Linked DNA regions of Mus musculus: region 1 is linked to region 2. Evidence: chromatin loops called from intact Hi-C (ENCODE). Cell type or tissue: gastrocnemius. All regions are shown on one strand.

Evidence for each region. A loop is a pair of places that touch in the nucleus more often than their neighbours do. Peaks named below come from ENCODE experiments on the same cell type or tissue, not always from the same donor. Only the 100,000 strongest peaks of a DNase experiment are listed, where the experiment ranks them.
Region 1: a loop joins it to region 2, with 2.6 times the contacts of the local background. A loop is called at or near these places in 8 of 42 quality-filtered maps.

The regions. Positions count from the first base shown.
Region 1 is chr2:178,626,821-178,634,820 of GRCm38, reverse strand. It overlaps Gm40031 (a long non-coding RNA gene), which reads right to left and starts at 63. Exons shown (of 3, transcript XR_867146.2): 1 at 1-63. In gastrocnemius, no CTCF peak of the experiment used is centred here; DNase peaks (open chromatin) are centred at 1,801, 2,416, 2,665, 4,876 and 3 more places.
Region 2 is chr2:178,882,060-178,890,059 of GRCm38, reverse strand. No RefSeq gene overlaps it. Among named protein-coding and RNA genes, the nearest start is that of Gm35888, 35 kb to the right of the region's middle. In gastrocnemius, a CTCF peak has its summit at 4,164 (motif pointing right); a DNase peak (open chromatin) is centred at 4,154.

The DNA.
Region 1 (8,000 bases), 260 kb after region 2:
CAATCCCTTCACTTGCAAAGACTCATGCTATGCGGTTTATCCATGAGTGTGCTCTCAATGCGTTCGGCTAAGCTTCTTAATCCCACATACAAATATTCAGAAGGGAATTATAGCATTCACTTACACACAAGAAAGGAAGAACTGTTCCACAAAAGACAAACACCGATGACCGAAATAGAAAAATAAAAATTAACCCAGGCGTGATGGTACAATGGGGCAGGCCTGTAATCCCAGCTACTGGAGAGGCCAAGGAAAAGCCTGGGGAAAGACTCAGTGGCTAAAAGCATTTGTGTGCAGGTCTGAGTTCCGATCCCCAGAACCTACGTAAAACCAAATTCGATATCAGAAATGTCTAGAATCCCAGCACATCCCTGCAGGGGGATGGGATGGGAAGACTGGAGACCTCCAAGCCCTCAAGAGCCAGCTGGCCTGGCTTATAAAGCAGCAGGAGACCTGGCTCAACTGCTGCAAAGTGGGAGGAGCAACGTCTGAGGGTCAGGATCCCAAGGGATTGGGTGGGGGAGGGGCACGTCTGTTTTACCATTTCCTGTGAGGTGGCTCCAGTCTCCGGTTACTTTGTGAGCAAACCTCAGGGCTGGGAGCTCCCAATGCTTGCACGTGAGCCGCACATTAATAATAATTATAAAACTGAGCTTTACTTAACGAAAGAAGATGCACACCAGCTCGAAAACAAAGCACACATGGGTCACTGCATGTGTAGGATCGCAGAAGAAAACCTGTGAGTCCCAGATCCCTGGACCGTCCTCTCAAAATCACCAGGCAGGGTGAGTTTGCTCTCTCCCTGGTGATATTTGGTGATAGTGAGGACACATTTAAAATACATACACACAGGGACAGCGGCAGCACCTAGTGGGTGGAGAACCAATGAGGTTCAACATCATGGTTTGCATGGAAGCCCAGAGCAAGAATCCCATGCTCATCACTGGTGAACACCTGTGAGAGTGGCCTGTGTCATCACTGAGCTAAGCAACACAGAGGAGCTGGTGTCTGGGATAGGGGTGAGGGAGGTGAGAACCAGCAATTGTCAGCTACCAGCATGCTTTCTGTCATGTGACCTCTTCAGTTCCTCCTTCCTGGCAGCCTCTGGGGGTGGGCAACCATACTGTTGCCAGGCAGGAGGCAGAGTCAAGGCATCACAGGGGGCAGGTCTGGACCCAGAGCATGTCTACAGCTTAGGACAAAGCCCGAAAGCATGGCTCACCTTCCCTTCCAGGGCCAGAGGCGACACGACCCTCAGCTTTCTGCCTGCCCTGGAGTCCAGCACACAGTAGACACCAATGGATGCATGTCAAGTTGATTCAACTCCAGGAGAAGCCGGGGTGGCTAGGGTGAGCGTCCAAGCCCAGGCTGCCAGGACAGAGTTAAACTTGCATGTGATTGCTTGTGGAACTGCATTTGGTAGTTGGCAGAGCCCCATTGCAGGCTCCAGGACAGATGAAAAGCATATGGCCCTTGTTGCTACAGCACTTCCACTCCTGTGTGGAGACAGATGTGCACAGCATTAAATATCTGAGAAAGCAGACTGCGGTAAATACTACAGCAATGCACAGTGTGAGGGCGGGGCAGATGCTGGTGTAGGATCCAAGAAGTGTGTATCTCCTTCAGTCCTGTGGACCCCCAAGCTCCCAGAGATATACCTCATCTGTGCCCAATGCACACATGCTCACCGGGCCCCAGCAGAGGAAATCTGGTTGGCATTTATTGGCCAAGAGAATGAAGACCACTGGGAACTTGCCAAGGTCACTTGCCAAAGTCACTCCACATGGGGCATCCCTTTGAGCCCGCTCACTTCCGGTGTGGAGCAGCTCCATTTGTACGCTGGCCTCCAGCAGGCGTCTGCAAAGCGGTAACAATGACACAGGCCTGACAGAGAAGTCAGGTCAGGATCAGCTGACTGATCCACAGCAAGCACCTGGGGTGAAACAGCAGACTCAGGGAAATGCCAGCTAAGATGGCTGCCATCTCCGCACTGCCCCTGAACCAACTGCTGCTTGAATGCCTACATCCAAGTAAGTGTCTCTGCCCCACTGTGGCTTTACCCAGCTCTCAAACCAAGTCATGCCTCCCTGCTCCCCAGCACCACAAAGCTTCAGTATCCCTTAACACTGGAACCCTTGAGGCAGTGAGGACATTGCACCAACCACCATGTGCAGACTCTCAAGAAAGCCCAGCACCTCCCCAATCCCCACAGCTCTGTGTGGATGAAAAACTCAGCTGACAGAGGCTTTCTGTTCCTAACTAAACCTCATTATATTTGTACTTAAAAATTTATTGTTATTTTTTAGTTATAATAATGTGTACTTGCCTGTGTATGTAAGTGCCTGCAGAGGCCAGAGGAGGTGTCAGATCCTCCTGGGGCTGGAGTTACAAGCAGCTGTGTGCCACCCACTGCGCAGGCTGGAAACTCAACTCCTGGCAGGAGAGCAGGCTCGACCACTGAGATGTCTCTCCAGCCCGAATTTTTGTATTTTAATTTCTTTCCCTGTACTCTTTTATGAAAATTGAGCCAGATGAAAGCATCCATTTGTACAGTTAAAGGAGCGTTGCATTGGATTGTGCAGTCCGGCGCTGATTTTAAAGGGAGATAGGGAGGAAGGACAGGAGCGAAACGAGCATCCACTTGGATTGGCGATGTGCCAGGCCCTGAGAACACGCAGCTTCTAAAGGCGTTTCTACTCTCAAGGATCCCTGTAAACCATGGGGGAGACAGAGGGGACGCAGGACATGACAATGACTTGAAGAGTGAGCAGAAATGTGCACGCTGTGTAGCCGAGTCAGCTCAAGCTGCTAGGACCTGAATCCTGCAGGACAGAATTTTGGAAGACAGTCCAAATGGGGGCAACACTTTACAAAGTGAAAGTTATTTCCAAAACTCGGACTCCCAGATGGCACAGCTTGTGCCACTCACTGCAGGTAGCCAGAGACAGATACAAATCCACAGGCCTTTACTCACTATACCTGTGTTCCTGGAAGGCATTAATAATCAATCCCTGCCTTCAGAGCCAGAGAGCTCAAACATGCGTGCCTATTTGTTATGTCTGTACCCCTGGCAGGCATTACTAATCAAGCTCAACCCTGGGTGCCAAAGATTTTGACCTAACTCTGGACTCCTCCTCCAAGTGGGACTCCAAGCATCTGCCGTTCAACAGCTGGAACAGCTAAGACTATCAGTGTGGACACAGGGCAAGGGGCCTATCACAGCTGCTCTCCAGAGAGAGGAGTACTGGAGCAGCAAGCAAACTGGCAGCTTTGTCCCACCCTCAGCATCTTGTAGCTCGACTTGGGAGCTCCATTATCCAGGTGCCCTTTGCTCTCTGCTCTGCTGGACTCTTGCTGCCTCGGGACTCTGGCTGTAATTAAACCTGGATGGGCACTGTGGTCCTTGGTCATGACCTCCTGGCTCAGATCTCCATTTTGCTCTTGGCCTCTGACTTTCTGGAACAGTACCCAGGACTCCTTCCATGACTTCTGCCCAGGGTTCTCCAGCAGGGCAAGCATTTAAAGCAACCCTGGATCCCCATGTCAGCTCTGCCGGATGGACGGATGGACGGATGAACGTACAGGAGACCCAGCCTTTGTTAACTCCGTTGGTGCTGGAGGAGCCTGCTTCAGGCCTCCCATCTCACATGGCTGCCCTGCTCAGCACCTGTTAGCCACATCAGCTCTGCCAACACAGCCCTGCACCCTCCAAAGTCCATCTAACTTTCTGTAGTTTCCTTTGGGGACGCATGAAGCCATCTATGTGTTTTTACGGTTCTCAGAGCTCACTCTGCTTGTCTGTGTGAACGCTGCTTAGCAGCCCCATTCCGATGGAACCGAGACTCACACAGGAAAACTCAACTTTCACTAATGTGGACAAGCATTGCTCTACCACAGCGCACAACAGCAGCCTCGAGGGCCTGGAGCTGGGAACCGGAGCCAGGTAGACGGGAAAGGTCATGATCACGTGTTCAGAGCACTGAAAACTGAGTAGCTCAGAGTGTGTTCTGCAGCTGAGTTCTGTTCTCAATTATTCACGATCTTGACTGGGATTCAAGGTCACTGTATCTCCGCATCTTTCATTCTGAGAGGACCACGTGGTGCTGTCCACTCCCAATAGGCTGCCACGAGTACAAAGCTGTGCAGAGACAGGCCAGCTGCAACAGGCAGGGTTTGCAGTATACATACATCCCTGACAGATGGACCCGAGCTCAGCCGGGCTGGGCTGTGGATCCTGAGCATAACTGAAAGTTCCTTCCTGCAGAAGAGAGAAAGGTCCCAGGCTGGACCCAAATCCCAGCGCCGGGCACATCTGAATCATTTCCATGGACACAATCCAGAAGGCCTGATGGTCAGCCATGCCCACTCCTTCCTGCCCACAGTGTCTACCTGCAAGAAGCAACCACCAACAGCCCTGGGCTCTACAAAGCTGTGAGACACCCCCCCCCCCCCCCCACACACACACACACTCGCTCTCTGATGAGGGAACAGGGCATTTGCATGTGTTTTTGTTTAGAAGAGGACAAGAATGAAGAACTTGAAAACTGAAGCCTAACTGGCTGGTCTCCCTTGAACCGCTCTGGCTGGATGCACACCCTCGGAAGTTCTCAAAGACTTATTTTCAAAGGGCTTATTTCTGAAGATTTCAAAAACGATGGTCAAATATAATCTTCTCTTTTTTCTTTCTGAAGAATAGCACATCTCAAAGTTATCTGAGTTTTACAGCCTGGAAGTTGTGAAGAATAGATCCTGGCCTGCTAGGCCCAAACAACAAAAGCAGGCAGCCCACCTGTATGCAGTGTAATCTCTTTTTGTTTTGTAATTACGGCCATCCCTGGGCCTGAGTAATGGAGAGCAAGGCAACAGCGCCATCTGTAGGTGGAGAGTGGCAGCGCAGACAGGACTCTGCCAACAGTGGCTCCGGTGTGCACGCCTTCCACACACTTGCACTCAGAACACACACACACTGACACATCACACACATGTGCACGAAAGGACACCACATCCACCACATACACATATCACAAATATACACGTTTACATGTCAGTGTACACACCAACAAACATCCACATATCTACATGTATGCATAACACATACACAGCACAGACCTATACACAAACACACTTCGCACATATTCATATAAATGCACACAAATTCACTATACACGCCATCCCACATACCCCATGATTCACACATGCAGATACGCACATGCACAATGATATCACACACATGTGCACACATACACACACCACATGCACACACCACACACCAAGCCCATACCATACCACACACAAAGAAACCACATATGTCTACCACTCATGTACCAACTTTATACATACAAAACCACCACACACACATCAAGGACACACCTTCTGCACACCCCATACACTACATAAGCACACACATACACACCACACATGTACACGCACACATGCACACACACACACACACACACACACACACATACACACCGCACTTCGGGAAGAGCTGAGTGCAGAGTTCTGTTATCTGAAGAGTAAATAAGTGGCCGTGATTACACTGGAGTGGGTTTGCTACATCTGTGAAGTTTCTAATTTTCTGTTCTCTTTTATCTGTAATTATTCCCATGTTAGGGCCTCCCCCTGTATAAATATTACTCATATGCAACACAAAAGACTAAGGGACACTCACTGCTATAACTGTTTAGTAGGGAAACATGTAAACCATCTTTGTGCTTATTAATGGAGCCTGGTTAAATTGATAGAGGCCTCTGAGGCAGTGAGGCTTGTGAAAACCTCACAGCTAGGAGGGCGCCAGGCAGAGGAGGGAGCAGGGGCATTGCCACTTAGAAGCTGAGGCTGCAAATGCAGCCTGGACAGTCTGACGTGGCTTGCACCGCTTTTGTACGATGAGTGCTCATGTAATCCTGAGCTCGTGGCATATTTGATAGAATATTTGATATTTGATGTCACATTTGACAGAATGTGCTGCAATCTGTGACATTCCAGTGACCATCCCATTATCCTCCCAGGTCTCCGCAAGACAGATTTCCTAATCCTTAAGTGTTGATGAATCGGTGTTATTTTGGCTGAGTGCAAGATTAGTTATGCAAACAGCTTCCCTGGAACTGTGAAGCCATGTCTCCACTGTCTCCCGGTATCTATTGCTGGCACGGGGAAGCCGAACACTGCTAGAATTCTGCCTCTAAGCCAAAAATATCATTTTTCTTTCTGGGGGTTTTGAATAATCTGATCCTTTTCTGTTCTTCTGGAATTTCCCCCCTACGTGTCTAGGGTGGGTCTTTCCTCCTCTCAGAACCATTACTGGGTCTTAATTTTCCTTGTTCTCTGGTCCCTTCTCTCCTTCCGGGATTCTTTAAGGAGGTGTGGATCTTAAGGGGTTACTGTCCGCATGGTTCGGCTCTCCTTGTATCTACACATCCCTGTGGGATTCCTGAAGTGTCCTGAAAGCTTTAGCTGTGTCTCCTCTGCCCTCTGCCCACAGATCAGCTTGGGATTTTGATGTTCCCATTTCTAACTTCCTGGCTTCTGTGCCTACCTGGTTTGGGGTGTACTTATCTCTCTTTGCTCTTTTTAGTCTGCTCACTGAACCGGCTAGCCCTGCTCCGAGAGCGTCTGGCTCCTTCCATCTGTTGCACTGGTATCGCACGTGTCTACTGTTGATTCTCCTCAAGTGTCTGCTGCCCCACCGCTCTAAGCTCCAAGCACTGAACCCATTGCTTTTCTTCCAGGGAATGAGACCCACTGCCCCTGGGTTGACAGATCTTGTTTTCTGGGTGTGAAGCCTACCCTCCCCCACCTTGCCTTCCTGAGGTCACAGCATTCAGTCTTGTCACCCCAGAGCTTGCAGTAACTGCTTTGGCCTCAGGCTAAGCCATTGCTGTATGACACATGGAAAAATAAGACAGAGCTACTGCATGTAATTTTAGCTCCCTCAGCTCAGTTCTCGGAAGCCCCACCCTTACCTCCCAGGTCTGTTCTGTCCTCTTGGGTATCTGTCATTCTTTGCTCTCTGCATCCCTCAGTCAGCTGCAAGGATTACCTGCCTCTCTTCTGTCTTCAAGGCTCTCTGGTCTCCTGCAGGGGACATGGCTGGCTAGGATTTCAAGTTGTATTTTTTAAATATAACGTGTGAGGGATTTGACATGTAGGAGGAAGGGATCCTGCTCCTGTGGCCATTTGTCTTCCCTGATTTAACAACTCCAGGAAACAGGTGAGTTACTGTTGCCTGTGCCATCACAGGGGATGGGTGACAGCCTCCCGCCTCCCCACCTCCCCAGGGGAGAATGAAGGTCACAGAAAGCATGCTCTGTGGTGTTACCCAACTCAGTTTGTGTCTGCTTATTTCTCGTGACTCTGAATAAGGACAAATGTTAAATATCTGGTCATCGGCATCTTGTAGCAGATTTGGCAACAATTCATTTGTTAAAACATTTGTGTTCGTTCTCTTTTCAGGGTTAGATGCTTTCAGCTAGAACATCTGGTTTCTGTGTTTACAAAGTCTTACCGAGTGTGATAAGTACTTAGAGCCATTTTCTCTTCTGCTGTCATAACCCAGATATCTTTCCTGTTGCAACAATGAGTCGCTCGCTGGTTGCCACCCAGGGGTTTGGCTTGGAGACCCTTCTCACTTCTTTCTCCTTTCTCATGCTCTCCGTGGAGAGTGGACACTGGCTTCGTCTTACAGAATGATGTCCTTGGCGTTAGTGTGGAAGGAGCATCCAGACCCAAGCTTCCAGAAGAAGCATCTTTCAGGCTGATGAGATCGAGAGGCTGGTGCTACTCCAGGCATTATGCACAATCACCTTGGCAGGATGACAAGCCATAGGAAGCCCAGGGTGACCGGTCTCCGAAGCCCTCATGGTGTAGACACTAAGAGGTTATTCCCAACGAGATGCTAAGAGAGATGAAACAGCAGGAAGCTTGCCATTTAGACCGGTCCAGCCTCACTTCAACTAACCACTTCTCTTGTTCACCAACGGAACCTACCACCTTCCCAT
Region 2 (8,000 bases):
CCCATCACATGGCTTTGTGACATTTTCATGTAATCACAGCTAACCATCTGTCCTTCCGTCAGTCTCTGTTTCTGGCCTCTGCAAGGGAATGTGAAAGGACTTGCTGGTCTTAGGGGTTAATGTGCTACTGTGGGCAACGCCTCTCATGACAGCTTCAGAGCTCTGCTGCTCTGTGGTGGGCCATGGGTGAGGGATGATGCTGAGAGCTCTGGGCATTGGAGGAAGGCATTTGAATAATTATTATCGCTGCCATCACCCCACTGTGGTTAAAAGATTCAATCCATGAAATAAAATAAAAGAAAAAATGTTATGTAATTATTTTAAAAGCAGAAAGTTAAATTATTAATTGAGTTGATGTTGTCTATCTTGAATGTCCCCACCAAAAAAATACCCAACAGTCATACAAGAATGAGAACCTGCTGGTAGACTAAGTCTAACAAATGATATGCAGCTGGCAACTCGCATGTCAGGTGTGTGTCTGTTCTGGCCACACCCTGGGGAACTCAGCCACCATCCCTCTCATGTTGGCTTCTGGACCTGCCACATCCCCTCCCTGTCAGGACTCCAGCAGTGGCCCAGATCACCCAAGTCAATAATGCAGCTGAGTGACTTCTCATGTTCCTAACTCTCTGGAGGATTTGCTCATTAAAGGCCCCGACAGCATTCTGCAGTGTAGTCCACAAGCCTGGGGTGCCATGATTCTCAAGTGCAGTCTTCTGCCCAACCTGAACATCCAACTGGCCCTAGTAGAGCTCTCTGTCCCTAAGCCTCTGTCCCAGCACACAGCTGGATGGACATCTGCCCATGGTAGGTAGATAAGGGCAAGTCTGATTGCTTGTAAGGGCAAAGGTCACAGTTGGGGACAGCGTGGGGTGGCACCTACAGTACATCCTCTGGAGATGGACTTGACTTAATATGCAGTCAGACTGTCACTGAGCGAGGTCATTTGCTCTCTTTCATGAGGTCCATGAGGACTGTTCTCGGGAGGGCCTGGCCTCAGCTTTTCCACAGCTGGGCTCTGAATGATCAGAGTAATGATGCACAGTGATGCTACCAACCACGGGTGCCAGTGCTGGCTGCATCACAGAGTCCTAGGGTCCAGACCAGGGGTTGGCACTGTGTGGTTTGAGGAGCCAGCACCTGCCTCTGTAAACAGCTGTGTTGGGCAGAGACTTAGTAGTGTACACACTGCCTTTGGCGGCTTTCCCAGGACTACAGTGGAGTGGAAAAGCTGCATGGAGACTGCCTGGCAAGCAAAGTCTAAAATATTTATGATCTGCCCTCTTACAGAAAGTGCTTTCAGGGGCCCGATCTCCACTGCTCACCAGGGCGGGCTGAACATCAGCCAAGACCCGTATGCCATCATTAGCTCGTTATCAGATGTGAAAGAGGCCATGGTTTTCAGCCAGTGTACTTTGTAAGGTGCTGTGGTGGCCCAGCATCTCAGGACTAGGAAGAAGGTCACAGGACTGAGAGAAAGATAAAAAAGGGTGTCACACAATAGCCCAGTCTCCTAGTGACAAGCAGCACCTTAGATAAGAGGGGAAAATCCATGGCTTAATTAGGACCAGGTCATTTACCTTTCCTTGTCCTTGTGTTGTTAAAGATTTATTGTATTCTCTTTCTCTCTCTCTCTCTCTCTCTCTCTCTCTCTCTCTCTCTGTGTGTGTGTGTATGGTATCTGTTAACTTACATGTGGAGTCTGTGTCGGCCACATCAGACTCCCTGGAATGGAGTTTCAGGCATTTGTGTGTAGCAGGTGCTCTTAAGCATGAAGTCATTTTCTCCTGTCACACACATACACACTTGCGCATACATGTACACACAGGCACACATATACACACATGCAATGCAGGCACACACAGGTACATATATACATACATGCATGCACATACATGTAAACACACATACACATGCATACACACACATGCATACATACACACATATACACAGGCAAACATATACACACATGCACGTGTTTGTGCACACACACATATACACACAGAGAAAGGTGGTTTTCATGATGTCACTCCAGAACCCTGCACACTCCCCTTTGACTCCGGAAGAAGAGAGATCTCCACGTGTGCCACCCAAGGTCTACATGCAAACACTCACCAAAGACTCAGGATGCAAGGTAATTAAATAGGATTTTTCTGCCTGTGGCCTGTCACCTCCAGCACCAGTTGCTCTCTGATGGTAAGACCTGGTGGCCTGTGAAGCACACAGGAGAGCATACTATCACCAACAGGTTAAATAAAGGAAATGTGTGCTGGCCTTGGAATGGTGTAACATGTCTGTTCTAAGGACACAGATTCCTTGCCCCCAGCAACATTTTAGCAGAGCGGCCTCACGCAGGACACGGTGCTGTGGCGGGCGGTAAGGATCTAAACTGGCCTTGATTCTCCCCGAGTCTGTTCATTTTCACGTGAAGAAGCCAAATGTGTTCTCAGGTTCGTTTCCTTCACACTCTGATTGGTCTGTCAACTTCTATTAATATGTTTCAATGTCCAGTGCTTGGGGCTCCCGCGGCAGCCTTAACTCCTCCAATTGCCTTGTGCAGGGTCAGCCCTTGGAAGCGATGCTGCTTCTGTGTCAGAGATACCGGGAGAACCCTCTTTCCATGGGAGGTACAGAAGTAAAATAAGTCTTCGTTGTTTCAATTCATGAGTGCCTATGCTGATGTGGGATGTGGTACCCATGTTTCTGGTTACATACTTGTGTACACGTATGGAGGCCTGCAGCCAACCTTAAGTATTTATTGTTCCTTGTGAGCTACTCACATTTGAGAGAGAGAGAGAGAGAGAGAGAGAGAGAGAGAGAGAGAGAGAGAGAGAGAGAGAATGTCCATCCTGGAGTTTGCAGATCAGGCTAGGCTGGTGGCCAGCGAACAACAGAGATGTGTCTCTCTCTCTCCCCCATCACTGGGGTACAAGTAGTCCTAGTGTGCTCAAATACTTCATGTGTGTCCCAGGGCTCAAACACTGCTCCTCACAATTGGCTTCTGCAGTGGGCATCTTCTCACTGGGCTATCCTCCCTTCAGGGCCAAGCTCATTTACTGCACATTCCCCATCAGATCTCTAGCTAGGATCAAAGCTGCTGGCTATTCTTTAGAAGGCTGCCCCAGCTCCGGAGCCCCGAGTGAGCATTTGAAAATGAAACTCTGTAATATTTCAGTAGCATACATCACACGAGGTTAAGTCAGATTCTCCTCTCACTTGCATGTAGTGTAGGAAGCTTAAAAGCTAACCAACCTTTATTGTGGAAAAAGAAGAGTACAGTACAGAACAGGGCATCCCATCTCCCCAGGGTTTTTCTGTGAAGTCTTCACAATGCTGTTTTTCTGTAGCACACAGGCTTCAAACAGAGTTAAAGTCCTGGTTTACCTGCATTACCAATAAGAAGTGACAGCCTTCAGCCTCACCCTCTTATGTACACAATCAAAGCCAGGCAGAACGCGCAATCAAACCTGAGACAGGACTTCCAGTGGGTTAAAGTGCTGTCCCTTGCAACAGAAAACTGACTTACTGGGGAACCTGAATTTGATCTAGTGGATGGTTGCAGTCTACAAAGGAAGAAGTAAAAGATTTTCAACAATGAGAGATGTAAGATATAAAACACGCTGTGGTGTTCTGAGTGAAGATGCTCCACGCTGGCTCATAAACTTGAATGCTCAGCTCATGGTTGGTGGAACTGTTCGGAAAGGATTAAGAGGTGTGGCCTTGTTAGAGAAGATATGTCATTGGGATGGACTTTGAGGTTTAAAAGGGCCATTCCATTCCCAGTTAGCTCTCTCTGCCTTCTACTTGTGGACAAAAATGTGAGCTCTCAGCTACTTCTCCAGCTCCATGCCAGATATCATGTTCCCTATTATCATTATCCTTATTATTATTATTAATTTATTACTATTGTTGTTGCTATTATTGGACTTTATCCAGCTTACAACTAGATATGAAGGACTGTAGTGAGCATGAAGACATGAGTCTGTAATCCCGGCCCATTCAAGAGACCTCAAGGCAGTGAGGTGAGTGTGGATACATAGCGACACACTATAAGAAAAACAAAAACAACAAACCTAGACCCAACATCAGTGAGGCAGGGGTGTGGGAAGGGCTCAGGGAGCCTCTGCTCCCTTCGGTTGAAATATTTCCTGCTGATAGAGTCCAGCAGGGGGAGCAGTTGTGCCCACTGGTTATCCCTTCATGCTACAATAGGTAATCTCAGGGTTCATGTAGATGACCCTGGTTGAACTAAATGAGTCACTGCTAAAACCAAACGTCATGAATCTGAGATAGGGACATGTCAGGGAGGGGACTGAGAGCTGTACGAAGGGGAGAGGAGAGGCTGTGGGAAGAAGAGTAACTGAAAGGTATTGCATGAATGAATAAATGTATGTACTTGTCCAGGAACCAACTTAACTGATAAAAAATTTAAGTTTTAAAAAGAAGAACAAAGAGTTAAGATCCCCGATGTTAATCTCTCACACAAAAGCATGGGCAGCCTCTGACTTCTCTCGGGGGAGCCCTAGTTTTCTACATGCATATTTTATGCATGTTTTGCATACACAGCTGATATTATAAACACGATTGGATTTGAATCCCCCACTGAAAAATCTATGCGAAGCAGTAGCTCCACTAACCTGACATCCACAACTTTACTGCAGTCCCTTATTAATTTTGGGAGTTGGGCATCAATTCTTAAGCATTTTCTGCATAGGCAATTATATTCCACCAATGGTGGCTCGGCTTATCACCATCTTTTTTCTCCTCTATCTAAGACACTCAGGATGAGGCTAAAGAAAGATTGTGAGAGGAAGCACCCTTTGTCTTGTGAGGGGAAAAGATTGAAACATTTTACAGAAGTATAATGCCAACTGTTGGTGCTAAAGAACTGCTCTTTTCTTTTTAAAAATATTTTTAATTATTGTGTATGAGTGTGCATGTGTGTATGTGCATGAAACCCAATCTCTCCATCTCCCTCCCCTCTCTCTGTGTCCCTGTCCCTGTGTGTGTGTGTGTGTGTGTGTGTGTGTGTGTGTGTGTGTGTGTGTGTGTGTGTATACACGTGCACATGAGTGCAGTACCCATGGAAGCCACAAAAGGACTTCTGATTCAATGGGGCTGGAGCTACAGGCAGTTTAGGCCACTGATGTGGTTGCTGGGAACCAAACTCTGGTCCTCTGCAAGAGTCAAAATGTATCCTTAACCAGGAGACATCTCTCCAGTCTTTGTTTTCTTTCAACATAATATTGGGAAGGTTCCTCTCTAGTCTTATTCTGTTGTTGTGTCCTTGCCATAAGTGGTATTAAGTTTGCCTGGTGGTTTTTCCTGCACCACTTGATATTATTGTACGGTTTTCTCTATGTACTGGATAAAAAGGTTTGTGGAACATACTTGACCCTTTTCCAAGTTCTGTCATTCCCACATGCTTGGCACGAATTCTTCTTGGCTGTGGTGCATCTGAGCGCCATTAGACTGTGTTTCCTGATACGTTGGAAGATTTCTACACGTGTGTTCACGAGAGGTTCTGTGAGTGGTTTTACTTTCTTTCAGGGTTGTTTTCTATTTGGGGGATACTATGATTCTGATCTCACAGGCAGAATCCTGTTTATGCTCCTGTTCTTAAAAGAAATCACAAATAATGCATAAAAACTGCTTATTAAACATGTAGTAGAATTCACCAGAAGTGTGGTGTCTGTGTGTGTGTGTATGTGTGTGTGTGTGTGTGTGTGTGTATGTGTGTGTGTGTGTGTGTGTGGTGGATCACTAACAAACAGTCCAATGTCCTCTTCCTATTTAATCTCATTATGTAAGTTTTCCCTCTTCTATCTTTCAAAGAGTAGGTCTATTTACTATTCAAATATCAGATATCAAATTTGTAATGACTAGTTTGTTAAATTTTCTTAATTATAACTTCAATATTTATGAGATCAGACAGCAGTAATGGTGTCTGTTTTAAAATTTTATTTTATTTTTTTATGTGTGTGAGTTTTGGCTACATGTATGTCTGTTCAACATGGTGCTAGTAGAGGCCACAAGAGAGTGTAGGATCCCTGAAAATGGCGGTTATGGATGATTGCAATTCACCATGTAAGTTATGAGAAGTGAACTGAGCTCAGATCCACTTCAAGAGCAACAAAAGTTCTTAACTTTTGAGTCATCTGCACCCATGGCCTCTTTGGTTTACTCCCCCATCCCAACAGGGATAGGGTATATATGGTATTGTCCTCATTTTCTTATACTATTAAGGCTACTATAGCACAACACCAGAGGCCAAGTTTTAGCCATAGTTGGCTACAATGCTTTGGTTCCAATTAGGACATAAGAGCATGCTCATTCAGGAGCAATCTGGATTGGCTAATGAAGGACATGTGTGTGTGTGTGTATGTGTGTGTGTGCGCGCACACACACACACACACACACACACACACACACACACACACACACACACACACACACACATCAGTTAATTTATGCTATGCTGTGACTAGCTCAAAGGCTGGGCACTCCTAAACCTTCCCTACTAACAAATGCTCTGCTCCAGTACTCCTGAGACTACTAAACCTTCCCCTGCTATCCCAGGCCCAAGCGGGGAAGTGGCCAGTGGCTCCTTATATCCCATCCTTCTTCCCTGAGTCATGGTGGTTCTCTATCTTCTTCTCTCCCAATTCCAAGCCTGGGCAATCTAAAAGCTCCCTTCCCTCTCTCTCTCCACCTAGCTATTGGTCTGTGACTCTTTATTGATCAATCAAAAGCCAGTTGGGGACAGGGACCTTCAGCATTTAGACCTGCAGATTCCTGAATAATTCGAAGCATTAGAACCAATCCCCAACACAGAGTGGTTTATAAACAGCAAAGGTCTGTGTCTCACTGTTCTGGAAGTCACAATCCTAGATTGAGGGCACCAGATCTGATGTCCTCGTTCATGGATGGAACCTTATCACTGTGTCCTGACACTGATGGGTAGGGGTGGGGCAACTCTCTGAAGCCAACTACGACCCCATCACCTCCCAAGGGACTCAGCTTGGGGGTTGGTTTCAGGGTGTGACTTTGGCGAGGGCCACAGGAAGTCCACTGCATCGGTCTTCAGGTGTGTTGACTTTCTTTGTTGGTGTTGTTTCCAACATCCTTGGCTTTCTTTTCAGGTCTCATCATATCTGTCCTGGGCTTGCTCTGGGCTGCATGCACCTGCCTTTCCACCTCATTCCCTGAGGTGGAACGCACACTATGAATCTTCCATTTTCCGTATTTTCCGATCACTGCATTTCATTCCAGAAGCTTCCTGTGTACACTGCGTTCTCCACAACCCGCAGATTCTGATGAGTTACATTTTCATGTTCATTTAGTTTGAAATATTGTAAATCTCACTTCAGTCTTCTAGCTTTGGGCTATGTGATATTGAAATGCATGTGGTTCAATCTTGGCTTCCTGGAGCATGCCCTCTCCTCTGGTTTGCCTGGTAGGACACAGACTGAATTTTACAGTCTTTTACTAGTGTCCTGACTCAGCTCACTTCTTGTCGCATTTGCCACGGAGAGTCCCAGATGGGAAGCAGACTTGCTTTGTCTCTTCCCCTTTCTGTTGTCCTTGTGCATCTTCCATGACAGTTCTCTCTCCTCTCTGGCTGAAGGTCCTACTGAGGAGACTGCTAACCTGCAGCTCCTGCCAGACTCTGTGCCAGGCCTCTGTCCGCTCATTCCTGGCCCTGCTCTAGGACAACAGAGTGGTCTGCAGTTACCAGTCTTTGGGCTCCTTTGTCTTTCTTTTGATTGTTCGCCCCTCTAACACCCTAGAACTAGCTCCATGTATTAAATTGTTCCCTAAACCCAGGGAAATTCTCTTTCTCTGACTACCCCCAGCATGGCTCACTCAAGTATGGCCTCTTTTTATCTTGATTCTCTGTGCACATCTTTTTTCTATCCTGTGTTTCAAAATTGCTCTTCTGTGACTTTGTTCTCCTGACTCACAACGTCACTGGCAGCGCCTGCCTTGAGATGATTCTA